Linked DNA regions of Homo sapiens: regions 1 and 2 are each linked to region 3. The links are chromatin loops, found by intact Hi-C in ENCODE. Cell type or tissue: CD4-positive, alpha-beta T cell. All regions are shown on one strand. Each heading gives the region's core, and the rest is flanking DNA. Links, peaks and the distances in the headings are about the cores only.

Region 1 (10,129 bases), core at 2,032-7,031, 620 kb before region 3:
GATTCCCATGCCTCAGCCTCCCAATAGCTGGGATTACAGGCACCCACCACCACACCTGGCTAATTTTTGTATTTTTAGTAGAGATGGGGTTTCTCCATGTTCGCCAGGCTGGTCTCAAACTACTGGCCTTCAGTGATCTGCCTGCCTTGGCCTCCCAAAGTGCTGAGATTACAGGCGTGAGCCACTGCATCTGGCCCAGATGAGTAATTTCTTAAGATATCTGTTTGTCTGTCTATCTATTCACTACCCCAAAGCCAGGATCATGCTTAGTGGGAAATACTGGCACATGCTCATTAAAGTCAAGAGCAAAACAAAGATATCATTGATTACTATTCTGATTTAATATTTTTCTGGGTGCTTTAGCCAACGTAATGGACAAACAGAAAAAAATAAGAGGCATAAAAATTGGGAAAAGAGGCCGGGCACAGTGGCTCATACCTGTAATCTCAGCACTTTGGGATGCCAAGAGGGGAGGATCACTTGAGGCCACGAGTTCAAGACTAGCCTGGCCAACAAGGCAAAGCCCCGTCTTTACTAAAAATACAAAAAATTAGCCAGGCATAGCGGCGCACACTTGTAGTCCCAGCTACTCGGGAGGCTGAGGTGAGAGAGTTGCTTGAACCCAGGAGGCAGAGGTTGCAGTGAGCCAAGATTGCTCCACTGCACTCCAGCCTGGGTGACAAGATTAAGACCCTGTCTCAAAAAACAAAACAAACAAAACAAAACAAAACAAAACCCCACAGGTAAAATAAGAACTAAATTTTACATTATTTGAAAAGGAAATAATTACCTATGTGGCAAATCCAGGCAAATCAACTGAAAAATCATTATAATTAGTAAGAGAATTTGGTAAAGGACTGGTACAAAATTAATATACCAAAATCAATAGTTTTCATACACACATACACAACAACAAGTTGGAGGAAATAATAGAAGAAAAGATCTACTGAACTTAATAGCAAAAGATAAAATAACCAGGAATAACAGGGAATAGTAAGATCAATATAAAGCAAACTTGAAAATGCAACTGAGGGACAGTAAAAGAGGCTTAAACAAATGGTAGCATACCGTATTCTTGAACAGTAAAACAATAACTTATAGGTGCTTCTTCTCCTTAAGTTATCTGTAAATTTAATGTGAAACTAATGAAAATATCAAGAGAAATTTTGGGGACCTGGTCAAGTTAATTCTAAAGAACTCAGGGAGAAAATAAACATGTTAAGTGTAAGTTTTAAAAAAGAAAGCAAAAATAAGAGTAATAAAGAGGTGTCTAGCCCATTCAGATTTTAAAACACACTAAAGAGCTACAATAATAAAAAGTGAAAAAGCTGTCAGATCAAAAGAACAGACCAGAAAGCCCAAAATAGATACAAATACACAAGAAATGTGGTATATGATACAGAAGGGTTTTAAATTAGCAGGAAAGAGATGGGTTATTTAATAAATAAACCTGAGGGAACTAGATACCTGAACAAATAGATGCCTGAATAAATAAAGCTGGATCCCTATCTGTAACCCCACTCCAAACTAAATACTATAGATAAAAAACTTAAATATAGAAAATGAAAGCAATGGGTAAACATGGAAATTTTTTTGCCGTATGACAAAAACCCAGGTCATAAAATACATAAATTTGACAACAAAAAATTTCCACACAGAAACAAAAACGGCAACAAGTTTGAACAAATTGAGCAAAAATATTTGAAATGCATAATTCAAAGAGCCAATTTTCTTCATTTATGAAGAGTTCCTAAATGAAATTTTAAAATTCCCAAGAACTCAACAGAAATCACGCAAAAGCTAAAAGAGTTCACAGATAAATACAAATGGCTCACAAATTTATAGAAAGATGTTCTCCCATAATAAGAAATTTAAATTAAAACTATGAGGTGTCATTTCACTTCTCAGATATTGGCAAAGTACAGAAAGTTGGGAAAACACCCTGTGTTGGTGAGGATATGAGGAAATTGGCATTTTCATACATTGCTGGTAGGAATGTAAATAAGAATCACTTCTACGCAGGGCAACATCTATCAACATTTTCAGTCAAATATCCTTTTGCCAGCAAATCTAATTCTAAGACATTATCCCAGAGAAGTATTCCCATATGTCGAAATGACATATGTGCAAGGATATTTGTTGTACATTGTTTGCAACAACAAAAGATTAGAAACTACCTAAATATACATTAATGGAGACTTGTTGAGTTATAATCTATCCATACAATGGTACACTCTGTAGCTGTGAAAAAGCAGGAAGCAGCTCTATTTGTGCTGATGTAATTATTAAGAAATATTGTTTGCTCAAAAAGCAAGAGGCACTCAATATTCCTTTCTGGAATTGCCTCTCATCAATTCCTTTTATTTGTTCCTAAACATCCAAGTCTTCAGAATGCATCCAAGCTTGTTATTCTCCTTCATGATTATCACCTTTCTCCCAGGTGGTTTTCTCTGACCAAAATGCTACTTTTTGCCCCCACCTTCTTTTTTGGGGGAGTACCTAGTCCTCCTTTAAACTCAGCACAGTGTCATTGCCTCCAGGAAGCCTTTCCTGACCTGTGATTTAAGATCCTCTTTTGATGCTGTGGTCCTCGTTCAGACGACATACTCAGTGTGGCTTACCACACTGCACTGTAACTGTCTGGTTATTGGCTACCTCCCCCATTTGCTGTGAGCTCCTTGAGAAAAGGAACCTTGTCTGCCTTATGTCTGTATGAGCTACGCCCAGCACCAGGACTGGCAAAGTTTAGATGCTCTGTAAATGGATAGATGGATGGATGAATGAATGACATAGATAATCTACTCCCCACCATAGCGTGGATGATCTTTTAGAAATGAAAATTGGGGGCCGGCTGCAGTGGCTTATGCCTGTAATCCCAACACTTTGAGAAGCCGAGGTGGGCAGATCACCTGAAGCCAGGAGTTTGAGACCAGGCAGGCCAGCATATAGTGAAACCCCATCTCTACTAAAAATACGAAAATTAGCTGGGTGTTGTGGCACATGCCTGTAGTCCCAGCTACTTGGGAAGCTGAGGCAGGAGAATTGCTTGAACCTGGGAGGCAGATCATGCTACTGCACTCCAGCCTGGGTGACAGAGTGAGACTCTGTCTCTCAAAAAAAAAAAAAAAAAAAAAAAAGTAAATTGGATCATATCACTCCCTTACATAAAAACTTCAAATGCACATAAATAAAACTCAAACTCCTAAGAAAGAAAAAGAAAGCAAGGGAAAGAATAGCGTGTTTAGAATGGTGTCATTTGCAGGCTTGAGAAAGAACAAACATGGCAGGGTGGAGGGAGATGTTCTCACTATACACCCCATGTACCTCTTGGCTTCTAAAATATATGCATAGAAGTACAACAATATTTTATTCCTTCCTGTATTTCCAAAATGTTCTAAAATGAGCATGTACTTCTTGTTGTAATCATTTAGAGAAAACCTCAAAAATAAAGGACTTAATTTCCACGTAGTCTTTGGAGTTAGCTCCTCATTGTTTTAAAGCTATGTTTCTTCGTCTCTCGCTTTGGTGTTCCAAATGAACAGTTTGAAAAATAGCAAGCCTCATTGCTCCCTTTAAAAATGCACACCAATTTTCTTTGCTTGGATCTAATAATCACTAAATTTTCTTCCTATTTTAACATTTATTGTTTACGTCAGCGGCTCTTAATCTTTATTGTGCCAGAGATCACACCTGGGAGGCTGTTAAAATGCAGATTCTCAGGATTCTACCCTCAGACATTCTGAGTCAGTGGGGGCCCTGGAATCTGCATTTTAACATTACTACAGGAGATTCCTATGCAGGTGCGTGGTCTATAGACCATACTTTTCAAAACGTTCATCCATGACTTGTTAAGGAAAGAGTATTTTTCACATAGAAGTGAAAATCCTATATAGTATAGAATTTAGGACTGCAAGTGATCTCTCCCTTGAACACACACACACACACCTTACACCTTTATAAACATTCACATTATGTCCTGTACTTTATAATACAGTTTGTGTGCACTCATCTTGTCTTCTCTCTCAGATTTTTGAGAATGGGATCCAAGTCTTTATGTAGCCTAGTGCTCCAAAGTTGTGAAATAAAATTATGTGTGATAGAAACCAAAGCATATGGTTCAAAAGTTACTTTCTTTGGCTTAGGGAGTTGGTTTTCTCTGCCAACTATGTAAATTCTTAGTCATTCCACCTCCCCTTCCCGCAAAGCTTAGCTATGTGCAAGCAACTGTAACACTGCCTGCTAAGTCTAGAGAGGGGCTGCTGTTTTATTTTTAAATACATATATAAATCACTTCTGGTAGCTTTCTATGCCTTTCCCAGGACCTCTGATGGGCCCTTTCCTCTGTGAGTTTTAAACTGAAAAAAACATCTGAAAAAGCAGCACAAGCGGTTGAGATAAACATCCCAGAGGGTTTTCCACATTACGTAAATTTTCAAGTGTGATGTGAAGGGACCCGTGAGGTATAGTGGCAGCTCTACGCCACCGCCTGGCGGCAACATGCTTCATGACATCCCAACCCCACCCCTGCATCCCCGGGCTCTTAGGGACGCTCATCCTATGCAGGAGCTCATATGTGTGTGTCCCCAGCAGCGCCAAATCCAGGGCATCTACAAATATTTGCTGGTATGAGTGGCAGGAACTAAAAACACACAGCTCGAATTTTGATGTCTTCTGCCCAACTGAGGGTCACTGGTTCTTTCAATTCTGTAACTTTCTAAGATTTTGCAGCACAGAGCTTTTTGATTGACGCACAGATCAGTCAAAAGGCAAATGTGAAAGACAGCCTATACTCAAAGCATAACTCTAATAGCACAAAATACACATGCCTAAGTCATCACTGGCAAAGCTCCAAAGCTTTTGAGAAAGATCATTATACCCATCCACAGGGCCACTCACCCCCACCCAAACCTGAAACACTTAGAATAGGTCAGGGCTAGCATGAAAGTGATTGAGTCCCAGAGGTATAGCTCAATGACTTGGCCTAAAGAGCAGAGAGAAAAGAGAACTGAGTAAAGGTTTACCAGTGTGAAGGATGCTCACATAGGCCTCCAGGGACTCCACATCCACTGAGATTAGGAGACAAAATAACCCCAGATGGCGGGGATGGGGGTGGCAAAAGTTCTTTCAGTAAACATAAAGAACTTCCTAGGAAGTACCTGGAATCTTCTTTAGGGGTTCACTAGAAACAAATTATCTTTAGTTGGGAATAAATGATGGCCCTGCCCAAGGTTGGGGGTGGGGAACACACTTGATGGTATTTTGGGGTCCCTTCCAACTTTAGATGTAGAGTCTTGTTGAACAGTCCCTATCAATAGGCAAGATGGGATAATGTGAATAAAAGCAAAAACCAAGTTACTTGTTAGACTTGGACACAAACGACTTCACTCGTGTATAAAGCTATCACAGTGACTGCATCTACCTCTGGGATTTCAAGTTCCCTGATGACAGAAGAATCCTTTAATGGAAGCTGCATGCTGGGTTAATGGTCAGGCTGTGAGTGGAAATTCTGAGATCAATAGGCCTAAATTCGGAAAATCAAGGCTGCACCTAAAACCTAATGGTCTGATCAGAGCACCAAATACTTATTGTTCTTTCTTCTTCTCCCTGCCAGGCCATTAATTGATTCACACACTATTTTTCCTAGAAGTTAATGCCATCATTACATGCACCTTTGGTAAGAGGTTAGAAGTGACAAATTGTTCACAGAAAATCTCATGCAAGATGGGTTTGAGGCAATCTAGACTCCACCTCAAAAACAGCTGCATTTCAAAAATCACTACTGAGGTCCACCCATAGGTCAAGTCTCATGCGTGCTTAAGTCTTTACCCCACTGGGATTACTAATTGGATCAAACCTAATTCAGAGTTACAGGCATTTTGTTTTAGGGGAAAGTCTGAATTATATGTTTTTAAAATACAAATTAGTTCTTTCCTACAGCAATGCTTACTGCCCTGAGCACTGCAGTAAAACTTAAGATTAGGGAATTACTCCCTTGTATGGGGCTTTTATGAAACAGAAAAGCCCAAGGAAAGTATCAAGAAAATTAAGAAAGCCTTAAGAAAATAAATCAGTCAACAAAATTGTATCTTAAATACAATCAAAACTTCATGTTTAATAGGGATTCATCTGTTTCCCATACTTTTTACATGTTCAGTTCAGACAGAACTCATGGAAGAAAAGACTTTTCTGTGAGATAGAACAGACCATCTGCTTGACCGGATGGCTCTGAGGGACAGCCAAACTCCCAATGGCCAAAGGGCTGTGAGGAAGGGCAACACATATCAGAAGAATTTTCAGCAAGGGCTGAAACACAGTAAGGTTAGCCACAAAATGGAATGAGAGAAGCCCTAACCCAATGGGAGTTTGCCTAATTTTAATGAACCCAAACTCTAACATTGTACTGGAAAAGCAGCATTAAAATCCAGCCTGATTATCACAATTTACAGAATTTCTCACCAGAGGCCCACAGGTGAAAAAGCTGCTTACTCTAAAGCCCTTAGAACCGTATTGTGAACTGCGCATGCGAGGGATCTAGGTTGCGTGCTCCTTATGAGACTCTAATGCCTGATGATCTGAGGTGGAAGTTTCATCCTCCACCACCACCCCGTCCATGGAAAAACTGTGTTCCACAAAACTGGTCCCTGGTGCCAAAAAGGTTAGGGACTGCTGCTTTAGAATATAAGAAACAACTCAAGCAGCCAACGGGTCTGGAGTTAACACTTCCAGCCCTCCCCTTTGTACACACTCAACACTTCTTGCTGAACTGGCCGTTAATAACCACTTGTGAAATCCCTCCCCACACCTGCACTTAGGCGTTTGTCTCTTCCTACCTTCCTTTACTGAGTAGTGGCAAAATAATAGGAGAGTGGAAGATGGTGATGGGCAATGAAGAGGGACCTATTTCTGAAGAGGAGATGTTTTAAAGATATTTTATTTTTCAATACCAGTAATGACTGAAAATTAAAGAATTAAAGCAGGAAGCAAAACAAAAACAAACAAGAAACCCAAAACTTGCAACCTAAACTCTCCGGGAAAAAAAAAATTGCTATAAATGTTAAAAGACTTAAAGAGAACATTGACAATGCAGCCCTGATGTACCTAATCATACTTCAAACTGCTGGATGTTTTAAGCTGAGAATCTCCCCAGTGCCTTTCTAGTGCTCTAAAATCATCTCCCAAACAGATGAGAAATGAAACAAACAGGTCTCCCTTCTTGAGTACATAATTTTTATAAATTGCGTCGGACCCACAGTGAATGTATTTTAGAGAGTTTCACCAAAACTATCAAAGATCAAATGGCAGCAAAAGATCAGGGAAAGAAGGTAGAAAAACTATGCAGTCACAGAGCTAACCCGCAAGCTGCCCTTAGTCCTATACACCTGAAATCAAATCCATAGCCAATGGTGAGGAAGACCACATCAGAGGTTAGCTGCATGACAGCACAGCTGGGTCCTATCTCCCTGCCAGGGGTCTCAACTGTAACTCGCGCTCCAACTGCTCTGCAGTCAGGGTGCCCTGGATGGCTTCACAGCCTGGATTGAACACAGAGTAGGCGCTCTTCTCTCCCTCTTTCTTCTCTTCAGGGCCTCGTGTCCCGACGTACATCCAATAGAACAAGGACAGGACAAAATATGCCAGGCCAAATTCCAGTTCCACAAACAGTCCCAGCAGGACCAACCAGAGAAGAACCTTCAAGAAGGTGATATTGGTCAGGAAAGACTGGTCCCAGCACGACGGCAGAGGAATGGCTGTGTTCCATGGTGTCTCTGATGTGCTGCCCTGGGGCTGAGCCGCTTCCTAGGATACACAAACAAACAAAAGAAAGAATAAAGGGTAATGGAGCTGAGATGATCAAAACTAATCTGAAAAGGCAGTTTTCATTGCTCTGAGAAGGCTGCTGGCTCATTGATTTCTATTCTTTCATGCAACTCTCTAAAACAATCATCTCCAAAGAACCTATGTGCTCTACTCCAACTGAATCAAAACTGATCAGCACTTAGTGAGATGTGACCTAATAAAAGCCCTACGTATTCAGACAGATTCTTATTCGTGGGAGTCATTTCTTCAGATTAGTCTGCTGCTAAGAAGAGCTAATTTGTGCCCCATACAGAAACTCCTGAATAACTGATAATGCAACAGTCATGACAAATGCTTCAAATACAGAGTCAATATACCTTTGTTGATTGGATTAGATGACCTAAAATATTACAAGTGACATGATTCTAAAATAGAGACAGGAAACAAAAATCCTTTTTACGTTTAAAAAAAAAAATCAGCCAGGTGCACACCTGTAATCCCAGCACTTTGGGAGGCTGAGGCAGACAGATCACTTGAGCTCAGGAGTTTGAGACCAGCCTGGCCAACATGGTGGAACCTCATCTCTACTAAAAATACGAAAATTAGCCAGCATGGTGGCACACGACTGTAATCCCAGCTACTCAGGAGGCCAAGGCATGAGAATCGCTCAAACCTGGGAGGCGGAGGCTGCAGTGAGCTGAGATTGCACCACCACACTCTAGCTTGGGCAACAGACCAAGACACTGTCTCAAAAACAAACAAAAACCACTGTTACAGCCATTACTGGGCCCCCTTACCTTCCCATCCCGTGATTAACCTACACAGGTCATTGTCACTCACCCAAGGCCCAGCCAATGTCTCCTAACTAGACTCCCTGCCTCCTATCTCTTCCCTCCCCAAGCCATCCTATGTACAACTGCTAAATGAATTTTCTTAAAGACCTATTACCCTCCTGTTCACAAACCTTCAAAAACTTTCACTGTCTACAGGATAAAATCCAAACTCCTTGGGCTGGAACCCAAGACCCTCAATTTGTTCAACAGATTGAAATGCCAGTAGACAGGCCCCTGTGCCAGATGCTAATGGCAGACACAGGTATTTAGACAGCTCTGTGTCCAGTCCACTGTTTTCGGAACTCTTTTGAACATGACCTACAATAAGGAATACATTTTAGACTGTAATCCAGAATACATATATGCAACAAAGTTTCACAAGTCAACACTTACCCTCCCTGAGACATTCTCTTGTATTTCCTATTCTACTTTAAAAACATTTTTAATAGGGAACAAGATCTTCTATATTAATTTCACCATCCACTAATGGGTCACAGTGGTCTAGGAAATTCCATGACAACACGATCCACAATCTTTTGTTCCATAAATGACCCTTCTTCTCCAGCTTAACTGGTCTTATTACCCAAAGATATTCTCAGTCCTCATCTCAAGCCTAGAATTCCGTCCACTTCCTCTTTCTTCCTTAACTCTTTGCCTTCCTTCCAGGCAAGCACCGTTCATGAACTGTCAGCCCTGACCTCCCTGGGCATCAGGGAGGGTGCCCCCTCTGCCTCCCCCAGAACTAGCTCTCCCGTTCATTAAGCACCAAACTATTCAGCACTACAGTGTCTCTCTTTTACTATAGGTCATGTCATGTATGATGCCAGATTGTTTAAGTACCAGGAAGCCACGTGTCTCCAGATCCAAACATGGCATCCCATACTTAGGTTCTCAATTCATAGCAGAACTTTCAGTTCATCTCTTCAGTTACATCCCCTATTCTTCTTCACGTGCATATTTAAAAGGGGATCACAAATACTGGTCATCTGATTTATGATGTTTCAGAAGTTCTATTTTGTCAGAACCTTCTTTTTTAGCATCAACATTGTAATTATTATCTTTTCAGTTAGATTAGAAAGTCTGATTGGAGAGGCCCTTATATTATCAGCCACATCCCTGACCCCTGATACTCATTAAAGAAAGAAATGTCTGTTTCAGATTTGACATGCATGCACAGTATGCGTTCTGGCCCAAGAAGAATGCATCTGGGCAGTGTTCTGGGCAAAGGGGAGAGTAGCATGAGATGACGGGGCTAAGGAGGGAGGGCATGAGGGTGGGAGCCAGATAAAGTAGGGCCAGGCAGGTTGCAGTGAAGATTCTGGAAATGGGAAACAGCTGAAGGTCTAAGCAGGGAACTAACCAAAAGCATGAAATCCCTGGTGCTAAAAAGGTTGGGGAGGAGGCCTAGCAAGAGAGAGCCAGACATTGACCAGGGTGGTGACAGCAGTCAGATGGAAATAGTGGACTGATGGACACAAAATACATTCTGAATATACATG
Region 2 (10,129 bases), core at 2,157-7,156, 210 kb after region 3:
TATTCAGCAGAAACCTGAGAGCAAGCAGTGTGATGGAGCAATCAAGAATGGAATTAGGGGCCGGGTGTGGTGGTTCACGCCTGGAATCCCAGCACTTTGGGAGGCCGAGGAGGGCAGATCATTTGAGGCCAGGAGTGTGAGACTAGCCTGGGCAACATGGCAAAACCCCGTCTCTACTAAAAAATACAAAAGTTAGCTGGCTGTGGTGGCGCGAGTCTGTAATCCCAGCTACTCGGGAGGCTGAGGCAAGAGAATCGCTTGAACCCAGAAGGCAGATGTGGCAGTCAGCCAAGATCGCACCACTGTACTCCAGCCTGGGCAACAGAGCGAGATTCTCTCAAAAAAAAAAAAAAAAAAAAAAATGGAATTTGGTGCTTTTGTTCTGGCAATGGGAGAGGCTGGTCAGATTTCACTTTTAAGAACTTCTGTGACCTTGTCTAGACTTATGCAGACTGCACCACCCGTTCTGAACCCAGCCTCCTAAACACACACACTCTCACCCTGCCAGCAATGCAAACTCATTACTCAGATATTAACGAGCCCCATTCCTGCATCTTCTCTCCTCTAACACTGCATGCCCTACTTTCATTCTTCTACTTTTTTCCCTGTCCCTTAAGTCTCCTGGAGGAAAAAAATATCAGCACCAGTCAAAGGAGCCCAAGATTCAGAGGGAATTATAGGACAGAGTAGACAGCAACCCTGCTTGCTCAGGAGGGCTGGGACATGCCAGAAGTAGTAGGAAGCACTCAACGGATCATATTCCCAGGGTCCCAGGCTGGCCTGGGCTGTTTCCTCTCCGTGAGAAGTCATTCTGCCTGATTCAGTATCCCCAGTGTCTAGCACAGGATGTTGGTACATTTTGAATCACATGAACAAATAGTCCTGTCCCTAATGTAAGCAGAAAGGTCGTATATGCAAAAGCCAGTTACATGGGGGTAATCATTTCCCGGCTGGTCTCTACTGTCAAAATGGTTTAACCTGGTATAGTGGTTTGAAACCCTGGCAGCCCATCAAAATCACTCAAGGAGCTTCAAGAAGGATTCTAGTTTCAAGAAGGAGCTAGAATCTGTCCCAAAGATTCTAGCTCAATCTAGTGCCTCAGCTGTGCAGCCAGGGCTGAGAACCATCGGCCTAGTGACACCAAGTGCCAGGTGCTATTTTAATCCAGGGCAAGTTGTTGTGGTTCTGAGCACAGGATTTGGAGTAGGTGAGCCTATATTACAAGCCTGGCTCTAGCTGTTGAGCAAGTCACCTAAATTCTCGAAACCTTAGTTTCCTCATCTATGCAGTGGAAATAATAATCCAACCTAACTCAGTTGGAGGAGTTCCTGGCACCGAGGTTTTCATTCAGTGATCCATGGAGGAACACTGTTGTGTGCTGTGATCAGTTTTTCTAGTTTGTCAGCTTCCCTTCCCTTCCAAGACCCTGGCCTTCCAACCCTACTAACAGCAGATGGCCAGAGGCAGGGTTTCAAAGCTGCTGCCACACCACCCAAGTGGGGTCTGAGCATCCCCAGGACCACCAATACTGGTGTGCATCAGCAGGCACTAAGCAGCCTGCCAGACACTACTGGTCATCTCATGTCTACCCAATGCAGATTAGGGTGAAGGGGGTGGGGAAGGGTGGGACAAAAGAGTTAAAGCGGGACCCTGCCCTCAAGGTGCCCTCCTCTACTAGTCACTCATCTTAGGCATCTGATTTGACTGCTAAAGGCTAGCCCTCAAATAGCTCCAAAGTCTAAACAGAGCAGCAGGGTTATTCGAGAGGAAAAAAAGCACATTCCAAATCTAAGTATCGTGGCCCTGATTTACCCTGCTATTGGGATGATGTATACTAAGGGTCTCTTAAAATTAATCTCTTTTAAATGAGAGGACCCAACAAAGAGCCTAGCCTAGCTCGATTCTCCTTCCCCCTCCCCTCATTCCCACCCTAAGTGTGAGGTCTTTACACCTATAGCTTCTGAGGAGGACAGTCACATTTCGCTGAAACATGGATTTTGAGGAGCTGGGCAGATTGGAAGTCAAGATGACCTCCTGAAAGCCCTCTTTCCCTCCTCCCCCTCATTCTCCCTCACCAGTGCCTGCTGTACTCCTTCTACCTTCACCCACACCCACTTCCTTGCAGCCTAACCCCTAGCCAGCATTTGTTTTTTCTGGCCCCCTGAACAGATGGGTGCCTTTGCCTTGCCTAGACTCACCCTCCCTGCTTCCCCCGCCACAGGCAGCAGGCTTCATTGTTGCCCAACAAAGCCTGCATGGAGCCTCAGAGGGAGAAAGAGGGATACAGCACTCCCAGGCTAGGCTGAACCCTACAAAGATTGTCTGGGCCACCCCAGATGCAGGCTGGCAGGTTGCTGTGTCTCCCCCACCCACCTCCCCATTGACCCACACACTACTCCTTTCCATAGCTAGAAGCTACTCGACCTGTTCTTGGACTCAGCCCACAGCCCCCTTTCCGCAATCCTCACAGCCAGCTCCCACTTAACCTCACTTCTCTCCCTCACACCCTCATCCTGCCACACAAACAATGCCCAGTGGCTTTCCATCCTAGCTCTCCAAGCACCTCCCATCCCAAACCAGACTACCAGAGCCCTGTGTGGGCGTGTTGGGGGAGACAGACCCTGCAAGAAGGGGTTCAAGGTGTCCCCACCCCAACTGGCAAGCTCTGGAGATGAGCAGAACATATCCATTTCCAGACTCACCTCCCCTTAGAGTCTCCTCAAGACAAGTTTCTGTGCCCTCCCCCATCTTATGATGGGCTGGCCCAGTCCTCTCATTTTATAAACATGAAGCAAAGGGAAGTGACAGCCCCAGGAGCCAGGTGAAATTGGAGGCGAAACTGGCGGGTGAAAACATGGGACTCCCTGTCCAGTGTGGTCTACTATGCCACGTGACTCCTCACTAGTTAAGTTTCAAGCAGCTACAATTATTGGCTGAATCCACTGCCTGCACAACCCTGCGTTAAGCGCTTGTGGGGATAGAAAGGCGGAGGTGCACCCAGCCCTCAGGAACTCCCAGTCTGCTGAAGATAATCCTAATGAGATGTCCAGGATTCAATGTGAGTTGACAGAATAGCTATCCAACAAGTCCAGATGGGAGGGGACTCACAGGACAGAGCATGTGCCAGTGGCAGCATGGATAATAGTAATTACCACCAACATTTACATAACACAGCACTTACATGGGCTAAGCTTTGTTCTAAGTATATACGTTAACATACGTTAACTCTTTTAATCCCTGTGACATCCTATGAAGTAGACACTTTTATTCTTACTTTGCAGATGAGAAAACAGACACTGAGAGGTAAGGGGACTTGGTGAATCCCTAATAAGGGATGGGGCTGCCCCAGAGTCTATGTTCTCCTTTCTGCCACATTACCCCTCCCTTCACAGTGTAAAGGGATGGATAGGAGCAGGCTCTCTCCCTGGCCTCCACACAGGGAGGACGGAAAAGCATTAGAGTTGAGTTCCTGCCCTCTACAGCTCTGCGACTGGAGGAAAGTTAACTTAGATTAGCCCCCTCATCTGAACATACAAACTCTACTCACCTCACATGGCTTAGTGAGGACTAAATGCTTCCACATGTGAGTCACTCAACACAGGTTCTCTCATGAAAGACCAGTACAAAATAAACTAGGGGGTGGGGGGCTGGAGAAGAAAAGTCCCTTTTCTTGAATTCTTTAAAGATCTCTCAGCCATCTTTGCTTTCCTATCTCTTCCTCAATGATGTTCAGAGTTTGAGGATACTAAAAAGTCTTCACTTCCCAACCATGGGCCTGCTTATCTGAGGATCCCAGAGGGGCTTAGATTTGGGGAAAGCAAATTTGGCGGAAGTCATTGAGCAATATAGGGGAGGAGGGAGCAGTGATCTTATGAATCCCAGGACAGGAAGCCTAGTTCTGGGAGACGGGGAAAAAAACGCCTAGATAGGTACCGAAAAGAGGTTTCACTAAATGAAAAGAGGTACTTTTCCCCCCAAATTATTCCCTAACCACCTGAGCAGAAGAACAACCAAAACCTAAAACTTTTAATGACTTGAAACACTCTGAGGGGTGCTGGCAAGGACTGAGGGATCTTACCCAAAACCCTAAAGACAGAGGAATTAATTTCTCACCTGGAAGAAGCCACGTCCTGCCCTGTTCTGCTCTAGGATAAGGCTGAACCCTCCCAAGGTTAATAAAAAAGACAAGGAGAGTCAGCAAAGGATGGGTTACAGAGCCCTGGGACTACAGTAACAACTCATCGTTGGTGACACCGAGGTGACATGTTTAGTCAGTCGCACTATGAAGCAGGTGTCACAGGGACACCTGATCTCTCAGCTCTTGGGATAGGGAGGGAAAATGTTTAAGAAAGAGGGTGGGTGCAAGGCAAGGCTGAAAGGTACTAAGACACCTCACTGGACCCAAAGTCCCAGTCCTCTGCTTACCCGAATTTCTGGCCAAGCTCAGGGCTAGAAGGGGTGGCGTGGCTGGGGGGCAGGGAGGTTCTGAAGCGGGACTCCCAGGAACCTCTCCCGCTGGGCTAGCGGGTGAGACCGGGCGGTCCATCTGGAGAACATCGCTCCACTGAGGAGTGCCAACGGGTCCCTCCCAGAAGCGGTCAAGCAGATAGGCCGGGAGCTACTGGGGGAAAAGGGCAGTGTGCCGGGGCCACTCCTGCCCCGGGAAGCTGTGGACGCAGGCGGGGTGGGCTCACCTCCGAGGCAGCTCGCGCGGACTCCCCGGGGCAGGGCTGGGTCACCGGAGCCCCTGAGCTGCAGCTCCGGGCGCTGGACCTCAGAAGCCGCCGCAGCATCCGGGACAGTGGCCGCGCCGCCATGAAGCCTGATACGAGCGGAACCGCAGCCCGCTTCGGGAGCACACTGGCCGGGCACTCGCCCCCGGGGTCATCCCAGCAAGGGCGGGGAGGGGCAGGGGGAGGGCGGGACCCGCGCAGCCAATAGGCGAGGACGCAGTCCCGCGTGGCCTTGTGGGAGCTGTAGTACGCTCCCTGTGCCCACTTTCCTGGGCCGGGGTAGCGCTCTAGGGCAGAAGGGTAAACTCAGGTAAGGAACGGGGTTCTTTTCCTTCCAGTTTTTCTGGCTGCTCTAGTCTCAGATTTAGGTCGTGGTGTGACAGTAGGCAGGACAGGACAAGGGCCAAACGAATGAGGCACTGCCTTGGATGCAAAATTTAAGAGGGTGCCAGGTAAACTGCGGTTATCAAAGTAAGTAATTTTTTAATGTAATATTTCAAAAAATCGTAATAAATTTTCAGAAGTCCGTGAAATATCAACATTCTAAATAAAAAGATTTAGCCTACACTTGCATGACTCACATCACTCAGTGCACCATAGTGCAGATTGTGGTTGTAAAACGGTCAGTTAGGTCTTTCAAGATACACTTCTCCAGTTGTGCCCCAAAAGGATATTAACAATCTTTTTTTTTTTTTTTTTTTTCGTGGAGAAGGCAAGAGTATATGAGAAGTCACAGAATGAGTGGACAACATTTTTGAAATGCTTCTTATACACCAAGCACCATGCTAAATGTTATTTAAAACAATCCTGGTATGAATAGAATGTCCTTTTTGCAACTGAGGACATTGAGGCTTAGAGAGACCAGGTAATTTTCTCGAAGTCACACAGCTGATAGTGGGTTTCAAACCCAGGGCAATCTGCTTTCTACAGTCATTCAGTCAAGATTCAGTATGTGTTAGGAATGGTGGGGTGTGCCTCTTCCTCTCTATAAAAAGCAGAGTGCTGTAGTCCTTTAAGATTTTGGATAACACACACAATAATGAGCTTATGTACTAAGAATAATTATGCTCAAACCAGCCTGTTGTATCCAAAACCCTGTCCCTGTGGAATTGCAAGAATAAAACACCGGCTGGAACATACAGCTGCCAAGTGCATGCTTAGGAAGTGGGAATATAGCTCCTGATCTTGAAGAATTGACCGAATAGTGGGAGAGGAAAAAATAACTGAATATAACTGACTTTTACAAGTGCAGTGGGACTGTCAGAAAAGCTGAGATGATTTTAGCCTTAGATTCAATGTGAATTTCTCACAATGATACTCAAAATTCAGAAAATATATTGTAGGGGATGAAAGTGTATCTGGGGTGTGTTTGAAACTGATGAGACAAGTATGCCAGAGGTCTGTTTGCAAGGGGCCTGAAGACCAACTGAGGACTGTTCAAGCTCTGTCCACTGCTAAGTTTAGATATGTCTGGATTTATCAGGAAAACTGGGTATGGGGGAGAGAAGGATAAAAACTTTTTTTTTTTTTGTATGTATGAGGCTTGAAGAGCCTTCTAGAGAGGACTCAACCTCAGGGAAGAAGCCATCTGACATATGAACTTGATCCAAGAATGTCACCAGCTCCTTGGAGCCTCTCTAGATTCCACCCTCTTCATACAAGTTGTATGTGATCATCCCTTCACTTGGGCTTTACTGTCATCTTTTATAGAACTTGGGTCTCCAAGGCAAGACCTAAGGCTTACTCAGTTCTGTTTGAAGGCTGAAATCCTCTCCATATTATCATACATCTACTTGGACTCCTGTAGTGCTGGGAAACTTTCTGGCTTCCTGATGTTGTCTGGTCCACTTAAATGTTTCCCCACCTATTAAAGTTCTTACTTGTATTCAGCAAAAAAGTGCCCCTTTCTGTCAACATATGGTGATTAAGTGTCATCAGGGCCGAATCCTCTGCTAATGGCTGGGAATAAGGAAATACTTTCAAGGGCTCACAGCCTGCAGTAGGGCTCTGATGTGACAAGTCCATGGATTGATTTGGAGGGTTCTGTAGACCCCTGAACTTGAATGCATAATACTGTATTTTTTTTTCCTGGGGAATGGTGGCTTTTTGTCACATGCTCAAAGAGCCTCATGGAACATACTGTCCTAGAAATCTCTCTTTTGTGATACCCTCCTATTGGCCCTAGTTTTAGCCCCCTAGGCATATACATCCTCTCTTTGAGACTTTAACCCAAGTACTCTCTTAGTGATAAACAGCAGCAGTTATTGCCAACCCTTGTACACAATGTCTTGTGAGCCACTGCACTATCTTCTCTAATACAATTTGGTTTGCCTAGGTCCTGGTGGCAGACTGTATTTGCAAGATGGCTGCAACAATATTTCCTGTCTCGTATGTTCTAGAGCTGTGTTGTCCAATAGAAACTTCTGCAATAATGGAGATATTCCATGTCCTGACATAGCTATTGAACACATGAAATGTGGCTAGTGTGACTGAGAATTGAATTTCTAATTTTATTAAATTGTCATTAATTGAAGTGTAAACAGCCATGTGTGGCTACTGGCTACTGTATTATTCAGCCCTATGATAGAATTTTGCTTTCTCCAGAAGGGGTGGAATTAACTTTCCTTCCTTTGCATCTGGGTCAGTTTGTAACTTGTTTGTAACAGTGTGAAAGTGATACTGCATGGCTTTTGAGACTAGGTCAGAAAAATATGATGCAATTCCCACCTTACAATTTATCTCTAGTGATCTGTTCTCCAGCTGACAGGAAGATATGTTTCTCCTTATTCCCTACCCATTTTCTCCGCACTTGACTTTCATCTCCCAACTCCCCCTCAAAAAAAGATCCAGGATGTGATTTCCAGCCATATGTCCATTGTCTCTTCTAATAGGAACCTCAAGTGTCCAGTCATCTGAATATTCATTCAAACCTATCCCCATTCTATCAGTAACTGTGGACTCTCCTTGCAATTTTAAGCATTTTAATGAAGCAATAAAGTTTCAAAAAATATTGTATCAATTATTCCTATCATTTCTCTTTTGAGGACCTTGTTCAGGATAGTCTTTATTTGCCCCTCCAGATCCTTCTCCACCCTGCTCTGAGGACCAGGAGATTGACTTCTACCAACTGCATTGATGGCATCATCCAGGTGCCCTGACCTCTGGTTTCCAGGTGGATCTTGCCAATAGGGAGCATGGCAGGAGATCAGAGAGCAGGAGGAGAGAAAAGCTGGATTATCTATTCTTCCTGATCTCCCCTGTTTTGCTCTGGCTACAGCTGTAGTTGGTGTCATCTGGCCTCTCCGCCATGATTCCACCTCCCACTTAGTCCAGTAACACTATTTCTCACATTTGTTTCTTCACTTCAGACTGGGGTGGGATTGGCTTTCTTCTGCTGATTGTCCTTGGATGCCTCAGCATTCCTGTTGCCCCCCTCAGCCCGCCCACCTTAACCTTGCCCACACCTCCAAAATAGTCTCTCTTAATGGTAAAGAGCAGCAGTTACTTTTTTATTAAAACTTCATTAAAATATCCCTTCAAAACTTTTAGCTGAGTATGCCGTTTCTTGCTGGTTCCCTGATACAGGATTCGTGGACTCCTCCCTTCCATAGTACCCTTTGTTAATAGTGGCAATTACAACAGAGTGACATTGTTTATTTATATGCCTTCTGCACTATAAACCCTCTGAGGGCTGTTGCCAAATCTAAATCATCTGTAATCATACCACCTAGCATGGTATTTAATGCACAATAGGCTCACAATAAGTACATTAAATGGCAGATTCCATATCCTTGATTTGCCTGTAAGATGGCTGTTATGATTTGGATATGGTTTTTCTGTCTCCACCAAATCTCATGTTGAAATTTGATCCCCAGTGTGGCAGTGGTGGAAGGTGTGGGTCATGGGGGTAGATCCCTCATGAATGGCTTGGTGCTGTTCTCATGCTAGTGAGCAAGTTCCCAGGGGAAGGGATTAGTTCCCATGAAAGTGTGTTGTTATAAAGCCAGGACACTTGTCCAGTTTGGCCCTTTTGTACTGATGCTAGCTTCCCCTTTGATCTTCTCCACCATATCTTGACATAGCACAAAAGCTTTCACCAGAGGCTGAGCAGATGCTAATGTCATGCTTCTTGTAATGAGATAAATAAACCTCTTATCAATTGCCCAGCCCCAGGTATTCCTTCTATAGAAGTACAAAACAGACTAAGACAGCTGTGTCAGTCAGCCTGGGCTAGATTGTACTGTTGTAACAAATAACTCTAATATCTCAAAGGCTGAAAATCACAAGTGTTTATTCTCTCATTTGGGCTACATGTCCAGGAAAGGTGTATTTGTCTGCTTTACATTGCTGTAAAGGAATAATGGAGACTAGGTAATTTATAAAGAAAATAGGTTCATTTGGCTTATGGTTCTGTGGGTGTATAAGAAGCATGGTACCAGCGTCTGTTTCTGGTGAGGGCTTCAGGAAGCTTCCAATTATGGTAGAAGGCAGAGGGAAGCAGGCATGACATGGGGAGAGGAGGGAAGTCACATTAAACAACGAGCTCTTGCATAAGCTAATGCAGTAAAAACTCACTTGTCACCTAGGGGATAACACCAACCTATTCCTGAGGGATTTGTTCCCTTAGCCCAAACACCTCCCACCAGGCACCACCCTCCAACACTGGGGATCAAATTTCAACATGAGATCTGTAGAGGACAAACATCCAAACTATATCCAAGAGTTAGCTGTGAACTTTGTTTCTGGTCAGTGTTGCCCTCACTCTGGGTCCCGGCCTGATAGGGCAGCGAATATCCACATAGAACATTGGTGGTTACCAAGAGGGAAAAAGAGTGTGGCAAACAGCAAACTGGCTCTTACAGCTTCTTCCTGGAAGTGTCACACATCACTCTGCTTTAAGCAAGTCACATGGCTGTATCTAATTTCAAAGGGAAGAGCAGCTTAGTCCTCTCTCAGAGAGGGAACGCACATGCTGGCGAACAGTAAAATAACCTTACTCCAGGAACAAACTTCCCCTTGCTCTCTTATGTATCATCCAGTTTTTCCATTCAACTCTTCCACTTCTTTGCACCTATCACTCCCCTTGCATACTGAAACCAGCCATGGCAGCCTTATGCATCTGCATGTATCATGCATACCCTCAGAGCCATGAGGTGCTGACTAGGAGTCTCTTGTTTAGATTCTGTCATCAGCAAAACTAAGAGAAGAGTTTGTAATACCTCTTTAATTCGATTGTTTTCAAAGTGTGGATTTCAGAGGTCAACACTAGTTTCATAGTAATATTAAGAAATCGTGCCAGGCGCGGTGGCTCCTGCCTGTAATCCCAGCACTTTGGGAGGCCAAGGCGGGCGGATCACAAGGTCAGCAGATCGAGACCATCCTGGCTAACACGGTGA
Region 3 (10,129 bases), core at 2,637-7,636:
AGTTCAGTCTACTAGGTGAGATGAAGAGCTGCGTTGCATTTTCCACAAGAAATGGTGCTAATGATTTCACAATGAATATTAATGCAGTACAAGAGTTAGTTCAATAATGAAACAGAAATGAAAAAAGGAGAAAGAAAAACTTACTTAAATTTGTAGCTTTCTCGCTTATTATTCACAAACCCATCTGCCAAATCACGTGGTAAGATGATTTCCAAGCTAGGTATTAATTTTTCATCTTCATCTATGGAATAAATCTGCAAATGTGAAGACAACAAATGGATATAAAATGGTGAAATTATGGCTTGAACTATCACCATGTTATTATGACTTGTAATGATATGAAAATTATACTCTTAAGATTAAAAAGTCATAATATCATATAATTTGAATAATTTTTCTCTTTGAACTGTGTGGATTCAGACAAATATATGGAACTGAACCAGAAGTAAAACCTAAATTAATGCTGTATCAAAGTCAGATCATCTTTGAATGATCTAACATTCAAATATAAGTATTTGACTATCTCTGTTATTATTGTCATTGAGAAACTAATAGCCTGAAAGCAACATTTTATCTAAGTATTGCTTTAGTATTGTGTATCAGGAGTTAACATTTTACTACAATCAATAAGCATTTCTGAGCATTTACAAAATACCAGAGATAAAGGGACTAGGTTTGGAGCCATCTCAGATAGCTCACCAAGAATGCTCTAATTCAAGTTATGTTCAAAGAAGCCTAAGGTTCCATGAGACATTTTCAGGCATTTGATAAGAGAGATGTGGCTTCAAAAGACACATGTAATTCATGTATTTGATGTCATTTTCAAGGTTCTCCTTCCAACTCAGCCACTAATTAGCAAGTGACCTGGGAGAAATCCTTAAGCCTTTCTAAGCTGATATGGAAATAGAGGGTCTTAACCAACACCCTTAGGACTGTAACATTCTCTGATTCTCTTCCTGGTTTCCTACTCCATCATTTTTATTGGCCAGGAAAATTAAAAGTCAAGCCTATAAAGAGGTCATGTGGAATAAATAAAAGCATAAGATTTGTCCCAAGACTTGGGTCCAACACTGAGCTCAATTTACCAGCTGTGTGACCAGCCACCACTTTCAGAATTGAGGTTCCTTGTACATAAAATGAGGAAAACAGAATTACCTCCCTTACAAGATTGCTGTGGGGATCAAATGATGTAATGGAAATCACCATAAAATTGTAATGCACCATAAAAAAAAAAAGTCATTAGATTTAAAGGTTTTTTTTTTTTTTTTAAAGGCTTCTTGTCTTTTACCATGAAATAAAATTCCTTCTAACAGGCAATACTTCCTGTTTAAGACCCATTTAGATGCTTGGTTATGAGGAAAAAGTCATATTCCTAAGCAAGTAAAAGCCTACCTAAATCTCCAGAAAGTTTGAATATTTTCCTAAGTATATTTTTATTGAAACTTCTCATTTAAAATGTGAAGAATTCATGCAGAAAAGTCATTACATAAAATAAAGTATTTGTAGAAAGCAATGGCATCAGGTTCAAGGCTTTCTGGCTAGGTTTTCTCAAGAGACATTTAAAAATTATATCCTGTTGGGCACTACATTAAAAAAAAAAGTTTTATAGCCAGACAGGTGAGTGAAGGGGGTGTATAAGACATGAAACATACAAGAGTGAGGAGTTACATCCATTTTTAAAAAGTCTATATTTCTCTGCTCAGCAGACAGAAAAGAATATTAACTGCCATTAATGACCCTCCACTACTCTGATTAAGACACTCTTTGAGGCCTTAAGAAAAGTCCCTTAGAACCAGATCACTTGTTTAGTGTAATATTGGCTTTCTATCCTTATTCATAAAAATATTATTTGAGATAGTGAAGTTTTTTTTTTAAGAAGACAGAACAAGTGCAAGGATGATTATGAAAATGTTTTGAAATGTATAAAGCACTGTACAAATGGAAAGCATTACCACTGTTAAAACTATCAAAGATTCATTTTATATATCCTTTTTATTAATCTGTTATTACAATTTACTTTATGATGCCTTAAAGAATAAAAGTAATGCAGTAATGAAGCTATAAAATGAAGAGAAAGAAAAAAATTCCTTTGAGTCACTCTCAATTTAATACTACAAAAAGCATTTCTAGTCAGAGAAAGAACTCTACAATCTTTTGCGGACAAGAAGATATGGCATTAAACTGTGGAGTTTTTAAGGGCGAACAGGGATATACTAATTCAATATTTATTCATTCCCATTCTCTTTGTGTGTATGTGTGTGTGACACCTAAAAATATGACACCTAAAACTACTTCCTGGAGGATCAAACAATCCACTCTACAGACTCACCAAAGACATACAAAATGAGGTACATTAAAATATCCAAACACTGCATTTTAAGAGAAAAGAAAGTTCAGTATTAAATCCAAGACTCTCCATCCACTTCCCTGAGCCCCACCCCTACCCATCCTGTCTCTTGACCTTATCCCAGCCTCTGCTCTGACTGCTGAGCCCATGTAGATAAGCTCAACAGTTTAAGCTAAGAATCTGGGGGGAAATGTTACATACAATACACTTTTTACATATGATGCACTCTAAAAAGAAATGCATGTAAGTGATTATTAGAGGAGAGAAAATGGGAAGATACCCATGGTTCTTTCTACACCACTTTATTCCTGTTTTAAATACATAAATTATACGAGGCAAATGCTTAATCATGAGATGCTATGATATTCCACATAGACATATACCCAGTATATATATGGAACAGGAATACAACATTATTAATATGCCCACTCCATATACTCACAAATATGATCCAAATTGCCCTTGCCTAAATTGTCACTTTGAGAGGCAAAAAAGGTTTCCGAAAAGGGGATAGCTTTGAAATCAAAAATCCTTAATTAAAATTACAGCTCTGCTGTTCACAATAGCAAAGACATAGAACCAATCTAAATGCCCATCAGTGATAGACTGGTTAAAGAAAATGTGGTACATATATATACACCATGGAATACTATGCAGCCATAAAAAAGGATGAGTTCATGTCGTTTGCAGGGACATGGATGAAGCTGGAAACCATCATTCTCAGCAAACTAAAACAAGAACAGAAAGCCAAACACCACATGTTCTCACTCATAAGTGGGAGCTGAACAATGAGAACGCATGCACACAGGGAGGGGAACATCACACCCTGGGGCCTGTCGTGGGGTGGGAGGCTACGGGAGGGATAGCATTAGGAGAAATACCTAATGTAGATGACAGATTGGTGGGTGCAGCAAACCACCACGGCACGTGTATACCTACGTGAGAAACCTGTACGTTCTGCACATGCACCCCAGGACTTAAAGTATAATAACGAATAAAATAAATGTTCTAAAATTGAAAAAAAAAATTACAGCTATGCCACTCCCCAGCTGGGTGCCTTGGTCACATTATTTAACCTGAGACTCAGTTTCCTAATCTGTAAAATGCGGAAAATGACACCAACCTTGCAGGGTTCTTGTGAGAATGAGAGATAATGCAGATAAAGCACCTGTCAGGTGGCCATTTCTCAAGATACATAAGAATGACTATGCTCCCTTCTAGGCAGAAGAGAGGATGTTTTGAAATATTTAAGAAGCATAAAAAGTGCTGGGCGCGGTGGCTCACGCCTGTAATCCCAGCACTTTGGGAGGCCGAGGCGGGCGGATCACAAGATCAGGAGGAGATCGAGACCATCCTAGCTAACAGGGTGAAACCCGGTCTCTTCTAAAACCACAAAAAATTAACCGGGCGTGGTGGCGGGCACCTGTAGTCCCAGCTACTTGAGAGGTTGAGGCAGGAGAATGGCGTGAATCCAAGAGGCAGAGCTTGCAGTGAGCCGAGATCGCGCCACTGCACTTCAGTCTGGGTGGCAGAGCGAGACTCCGTCTCAAAAAAAAAAAAAAAAAAAAAAGGTGCATACAAAGTATCATTGCTCAGAGTCAGGGCAATGTCTTAACCTTCTTTATACCTTTCTGAATTTAGCACACTAGAGGAAGCACCTGGTAAATATTTAGTTAATTGTTTCTGAATGAAGTACACATGCGTATTCTTTGGGTCAGGATGCTTAAGCATCTACCTATATCTATTAATACAAGGAGTATATGTAAAGGTTCACGTTTATGTTGGAGAATAACAACAGTCAACTAATTACTGAGGCCCCACTGGGTGCAAAGTACTACATATGTGTATGCTTTGTGCATTTGTGTCTATCTATATTTGTATTATTTCAGAGGTACATAAACACGCATCTCTTGCTTGCACGTTTTGCCCGAGTGCCAAAATGTACCTTTGAGTGTATCTGCATGTGCGGTGCTGCGTGAGTTTCCCAGAAAGGTGCAATAAGTGCTTATGTGTAGTTGAAGCGCACACTATACAGGCATACTGAACATGCACTAGTCTGCCCCCGCGTGAACACGTGTGCCTGGGTGCAAAAAAAATGGCTCTCTGCCGGGTCTGCGCTGTGCCAGGTAGGAGTGGCCTGGCTGTCGGTCGCGTAGCTGACAGCAGTGCGCGGGGGTCTTCGCGGCTGCAGGGCTCCTCGGTCAGTGTGTGCGGGATTCCGGGCGGCCTCGGCGCCCACCAGCAAGCCCCTCACCTCCGCCCAGCCCCTTCGCGTGCCGCCGCCCGACCCCAGCCCAAGAGGCCCCGCCGCGCCGGCGCCCCGGAGGCTCCAGCCCGTACCCCTTGTTGGTGCTTCCGGACAGGGGGCTTCACCCTCGCGAATATCTGGATAGTCTGCTTCACCATCTCCTCCCTGGCTCTGCAATGACCCTTGACCTCTCTCAGGCCCGGGCTGCCAAAACTAACTCCCACCACCTCCGGCGACCCACAGTCTTAGCAACAGTAGCTAGGGACACTACCCAGTGAGCACCTTGGCAGCCAGGATCCCGCCTCCTCCCTCTAATTGGTCGCGACCGGAAGGAGGCCACTACGGGGCGGGGCTAGGGAGGGGAGGGCGGGGGTGGAGAGGAGAGCGCTGCGCATGCGCATGAGCGAGTGTCTGGGCTCTGGGTTTAGCGCCGGACCCGGCCTGGACCGTGTGGTTAAAGGGGAACAACCACCATGCCTTGCCCCGCCCCGCTCATTCACCCATTTTATTCTCCATGCCCTTGCCTTTAAAAAAAAATACAGCACTGGGCCGGGCGTGGTGGCTCATGCTTGTAATCCCAGCAGTTTTTGGGAAGCCGAGGTGGTAGGATCGCTTAGAGCCCAGGAATTTGAGACCAGCCTGGGCAGCATAGTGAGACTCCGTCTCTACAAAAAATACAAAAGTTAGCCAAGCGTGGTGGCGCGCCTGTATCCCAGCTACTCGGGAGGTTGAGGCAGGAGGATCGCTTGAGCCCGGGAGGTCGAAGCTGTAGTGAGCCAAGATTGCAGAACTGCTCCAGCCCACTTGGAGATCACAGTCTGAAGAAGGAGACAGATTTTTTTTTTCCTTCACAAGGTCTCTCAAGTGACAAGGAGACAGATTTTCAACAGGAAATCAAAACCAAGGAATACAAACTATGCCATGATGGAATTAGAAGTGGGGCTAGCTCTGTTTTGGAAAAGGATAAAACTGGATGAAGGGGACTGTTTCCCACACAATGGTCACGGCAAGAAAGGATGAGCTCTTCAAACACTGTTAGCACATGAAAAGATAGTCAACATTATTATCCACGTGGGAAATATAAGTTAAAACCACAATGAGGCATCACTATTCATCTATCAGAATGGCTTAAAAAAAAAAAAAAAAAAAAAAAGTGGCAACACCAGATGCTAGCAAAGATGTGGAGAAACTGAATCAGTTGCACTTTACTGGTAGGAATGTATAATGTAAAACATACACTGTATAAAGGTACAGCCACTCTGGAAAATAGTTTGACAGTTTCTTACAAAACTAAAGGTGCAACTACTCTAAGACACAGCAATTGCACTCTTGGGCATTTATCTCAGATGAATGAAAACGTGTGTTCACACAAAAACCTGCGCATGTGTGTTTATAGTTTTAGCACCTTTATTTGTAATAGCCCCAAACTGGAAAAAAAACCCAGATGTTCTTCAGCTGATAGTTTAAAATAACTGGAATACCATTCAGCAATTAAGAAGGAAGGAAGTGTTGATACACGTAACAAATTGGTTGAATTTTCGGGGAATTATGTTTCATGAAAGAAGCCAGACTCGAAAGCTAACTACCGTATGGTTCTATTACTATTGCCAGGGAGGTGTGCAGGGTATGGTTATAAAAGAAATCCTTGTGATGGGCTGTTCTGTATCTTGACTGTGATGGTGATCACAGAAATCTACACATGTGATAGCATTGCATAGAACAAATTACACACATGTTCAAATAAGCACATGTAAAACTGGCAAAAGTCACATAAAATTGAATAAGATTGATGGATTGTATCAATGTCAATTCCCTGATTTTTATATTGTACTATAGTTATGCAAAACATTACCACTGGGGAAAACTGGGAGATGGGTATACGAGTTCTCTCTGTATTATTTTTTACAAAACAAAAAGTTTATTAAAGACACCCTTTTTTCTTTCTTTCTTTTTTGAGACAAGGTCTTGCTCTGTACCCCAGGCTGGAGTGCAGTGGCATGAACACGGCTCACTGCAGCCTCAACCTCCTGGGCTCAAGCGATTCTCCTGCCTCAGCCCCACAAGTAGCTGGGCTTATAGACATGTGCCATCACACTCAGCTAATTTTTGTATTTTTTGCAGAGACAGGATTTCATCATCTTGCCCAGGCTGGTCTTGAACTCCTGAGGTCAAGCAATCCACCCACCTCAGCCTCCCAAAGTGCAGGGATTACAGCCATGAACCACTGCACCCAGCTGAAAGACACTTAAGAAAACAAAAAGACTAACTACAGATTGGGAGAAAACTTTTGCAAAACACGTATCTTGATAAAGGACTTGCATCCAGAATATATACAAACTGTTAAAACCTAATAATAGAAAAACAAACAATTCATTTGTTTAAGGTGAAGGGAGGGTGCAAAGATTTGAACAAACGCTTCACCAAAGAGGATCTATGGATGGCAAATAAGCACATGAAAAATATGCTCAATATCATTAATCATTAATGAAATGAAATTAAAACCACAATGAGATACCACTACACATCTCTTAGAATGGCGAAAAATAAGAAAATAAAACTGACAAAACTAAGTGCCGACATGGATGCAGAGCATCTAGAACTCTCAAACATCACTGATGAGAAAACAAGATGGACCAGCCACTTTGTAAAATAGTTTTGTAATTTCTTATAAAGTTATACACATACTTACCATATGACACAACAATCCCACTCTTAGTTATTAACCCAAATGAAATGAAAACTATGTTCACATAGAAACCTAAACATGAATGTGTATAGTGGCTTTATTCACAATTGCCAAAAACTGGAAACAAAGTAAATGTTCTTCAGCTGGTAAATAGATAAACAAACTGATATATCTATGCCGTAAAAAGGAATGAATTACAGATGCCTACAACAACATGGTTAAGTCTCACATTTATTATGATGAGTGAAAGATACCAGACTCACTGCGTACTTTATAATTCCATATATAATTGAATTATATATAATATATATCTAATTATATATATCATATATAATATGTTATATATGTTATATATTATATGTCATATATAATTATATTTATATCTGTATATATATATGACATTCGAGAAAAAAAAAAACTGTAAGGATAGAAAACAGATCAGTGGTTTCCAGGTGCTGAGGGTAGGAAAAGGGGTTGACTGCAGATGAACATGGGAGAGTTTTTTGGGGGGTGATGGAACTGTTGCATATTTAGATTGTGGTTGTGGTAACATAAGTATATGCATTTGTTAAAACTCATAGAACTATCTATACACTTAAAAGAGTGAATTATACTGTATATAAACTGTACCACAATAAGAAAAGAAAAAAAAAAGAAGAAGATTGAGTATGAACAGGTGCTGCAATATCAGGAATTGAGAAGAAGAGAGAACCAGGTATTTATTATATAGACTTTGGGGCTTTTTCACCTAGCAAGGAAGAGATGACTCAAGATTGGGTGCAGGTATTCACCTGGACAAGCAAAATAGATGGGAGTGGGAAAAAGGAGGAAATAAGGAGTTGGGGACATGTTAAATTTCAATTGCTTGTGGGACTTCAGAAGTAACTGGATAAGGTTTAGGAGTAAGTTATGGTGGAAATATAGGCTTGGGAGTCATCACAAAGTTTTTTCCAGAAAGTAACCAAGTCACTCACGAGCATCAAGGTTGAAATCCTAACACTGATGGTTGGAGGTGGAAGAGGGGCTGCAAAAGAAGTTGAAGGAAGCAGCCAGAGAGGTCTGAGAGAGAAAAGGGAATGTTATGCCATGGAAGCCAAGGGAAGAGAACATTTTGAGAGGAAAGTATTCAACGGTGTTGAATAGTAAAGACAATGCACTGAAAAACACCCATTTCATTCAGCAACTAGAAAGTCATTAGTAATATAGATTTCAGTGGAGTAGCAGTGTCAGAAGTCAGGTTGCCAGAGGCTGAAGAATAAGTGGGAAGTTAGGAAGTGGAGGCAGTCAAGATAGGCTACTTTTCACAGAAGCCTAGTTGTGAAGGATTGTGAAGAAGCAACACACAGGTGAGAGCTAGAGGAACCCAGCGTACCAGTGGTCTTTGTCCATATCCAAAGGGGTATATCTAATAAACAAGGGGAGGTTGACGGTATGGGGAAGAGAGAAGAGAATGGGTGTTTTCCTCAGATGAGCAATTGCACTTACCAAGAGGGTGTAATGGAAGGTGACAAGGCCAGGGAGCCAAGGGTATTCACAAAGGAGCATTTTAATCATGAAGTCTAGGCTGCTTAAAGATACCTGTGGTCTTTGAAGAAGTGTTGCAAAAGGAAGAAGGGAAATCTGTGGGTCCAGGATGTGGGATCTTTAACAATTCCTGTCTTGAGCTCTGGGTCATACAATTAAATGTTTCGATGGAGAGAAAATGTGGGTTCCAATCCTGCATCTGTCATTCCCAAATCCTGTGTTCATCTTTACTTGTGTGACCTTGGGCAAGTAATTTATGCTTTTAAGTCTCAGTTGCCTCATCCAATAAATGAAGATAGATAATAACAATAGCTACCTCATGGGGTTATCATGGACATGTAATGTGGGCATTAACGTGGTTTCCGGTGAATAGAGAATGCTCATATCTAAAGGGTTCTGACCTGTGGATTGAATTCCTTTGATTGTAAACACCTTCTAAAGAGCAGAAACAATGGCATACATATGCATGTAAGACATATTGGAGATTGCAAACTCAAATGTCTCCTGGGGCCAGACCAATGATGTAAATTCATCAAGCAGACAGGCATATGACAATAGGGAGCGTCATGGTGAACTGGAGACTAGTGCCCCAACTAAAACCATTCACATTCAAAATGGTTACAGCACAGTACTGCCTAAATAAAGCACATTTGCAGGACCATACTTCAACCCCTTTTTCTGTTTCTGGTATAACTGACCTCAGTAACTCCCAGGCCCACTGCCTCTGACAGGTTTACCTAAATCTCAAACAGATGGCTGTAATGTGTACAAAATAGGTTTTGAGATTAAATCTCCAAGTCACAGTGTCTTTCCCACCCCTGGATTTATATTCAGTGTTATTATTTGTATTTTATCTGCTTGTTTAAATGTGAGAATTAAGATGCTTTTCAACTATTTAAAAGATGCTTGAACTTTGTAGTTGCCAAAATAACAGATAATTGTACCAGGCAAATTAGCCAGGGTTTATAAGCCTCAAATCTGAAAGAAATTAAGCTGTGCCTGAAATGAATTAGTCTATCGGTAAGTTAGTTGGATTTGTTTGCTTGTATGTTTCGTTTTGTTTTGTTTTGTTTAAAAAAAAAATGAAACTACGCTCTCGCACTAGTTTTCAAATACCTCTTTAGCTGTTGCTGCTACAACTATAAAATGCATTATTTTATTTTACAAGTCTGAAGAGGGACCAGTAAAAATGTTATGGGCTGTAATTTTGATATAGAATATGTACATAAAATTACCTAATTGCAGTCAATTTCCTCCTCCCCTAGTTTATCCATGGCTTTGGGGAATTTATGTTTTTGCTTGTTCAAAAATCTTTCATGGTCAC

Evidence for each region. Hi-C counts contacts between places; a loop is a spot of excess contacts. Peaks named below come from ENCODE experiments on the same cell type or tissue, not always from the same donor. Only the 100,000 strongest peaks of a DNase experiment are listed, where the experiment ranks them.
Region 1: a loop joins it to region 3, with 5 times the contacts of the local background. A loop is called at or near these places in 3 of 110 quality-filtered maps.
Region 2: a loop joins it to region 3, with 14 times the contacts of the local background. A loop is called at or near these places in 2 of 110 quality-filtered maps.

Annotation. Positions count from the first base shown.
Region 1 is chr6:39,097,980-39,108,108 of GRCh38, forward strand. SAYSD1 (SAYSVFN motif domain containing 1) reads right to left here. Exons shown (of 2, transcript NM_018322.3): 2 at 6,084-7,797. The coding sequence ends at 7,453. Among named protein-coding and RNA genes, the nearest start is that of SAYSD1, 12 kb to the right of the region's middle. In CD4-positive, alpha-beta T cell, for the core only: a CTCF peak has its summit at 4,470 (motif pointing left); a DNase peak (open chromatin) is centred at 4,492.
Region 2 is chr6:39,929,601-39,939,729 of GRCh38, forward strand. MOCS1 (molybdenum cofactor synthesis 1) reads right to left here and starts at 4,862. Exons shown (of 11, transcript NM_001358530.2): 1 at 4,695-4,862. The coding sequence starts at 4,817. LOC102723789 (a long non-coding RNA gene) reads left to right here and starts at 4,969. Exons shown (of 6, transcript XR_001744112.1): 1 at 4,969-5,043. In CD4-positive, alpha-beta T cell, for the core only: no CTCF peak of the experiment used is centred there; a DNase peak (open chromatin) is centred at 4,891; H3K4me3 peaks cover 1,048 bases; H3K27me3 peaks cover 496 bases.
Region 3 is chr6:39,720,558-39,730,686 of GRCh38, forward strand. It overlaps KIF6 (kinesin family member 6), which reads right to left and starts at 4,851. Exons shown (of 23, transcript NM_145027.6): 1 at 4,688-4,851; 2 at 145-254. The coding sequence starts at 4,753. RefSeq lists silencers at 4,572-4,641, 4,854-5,185, 4,892-5,091. In CD4-positive, alpha-beta T cell, for the core only: no CTCF peak of the experiment used is centred there; DNase peaks (open chromatin) are centred at 4,444 and 4,934; H3K4me3 peaks cover 1,208 bases.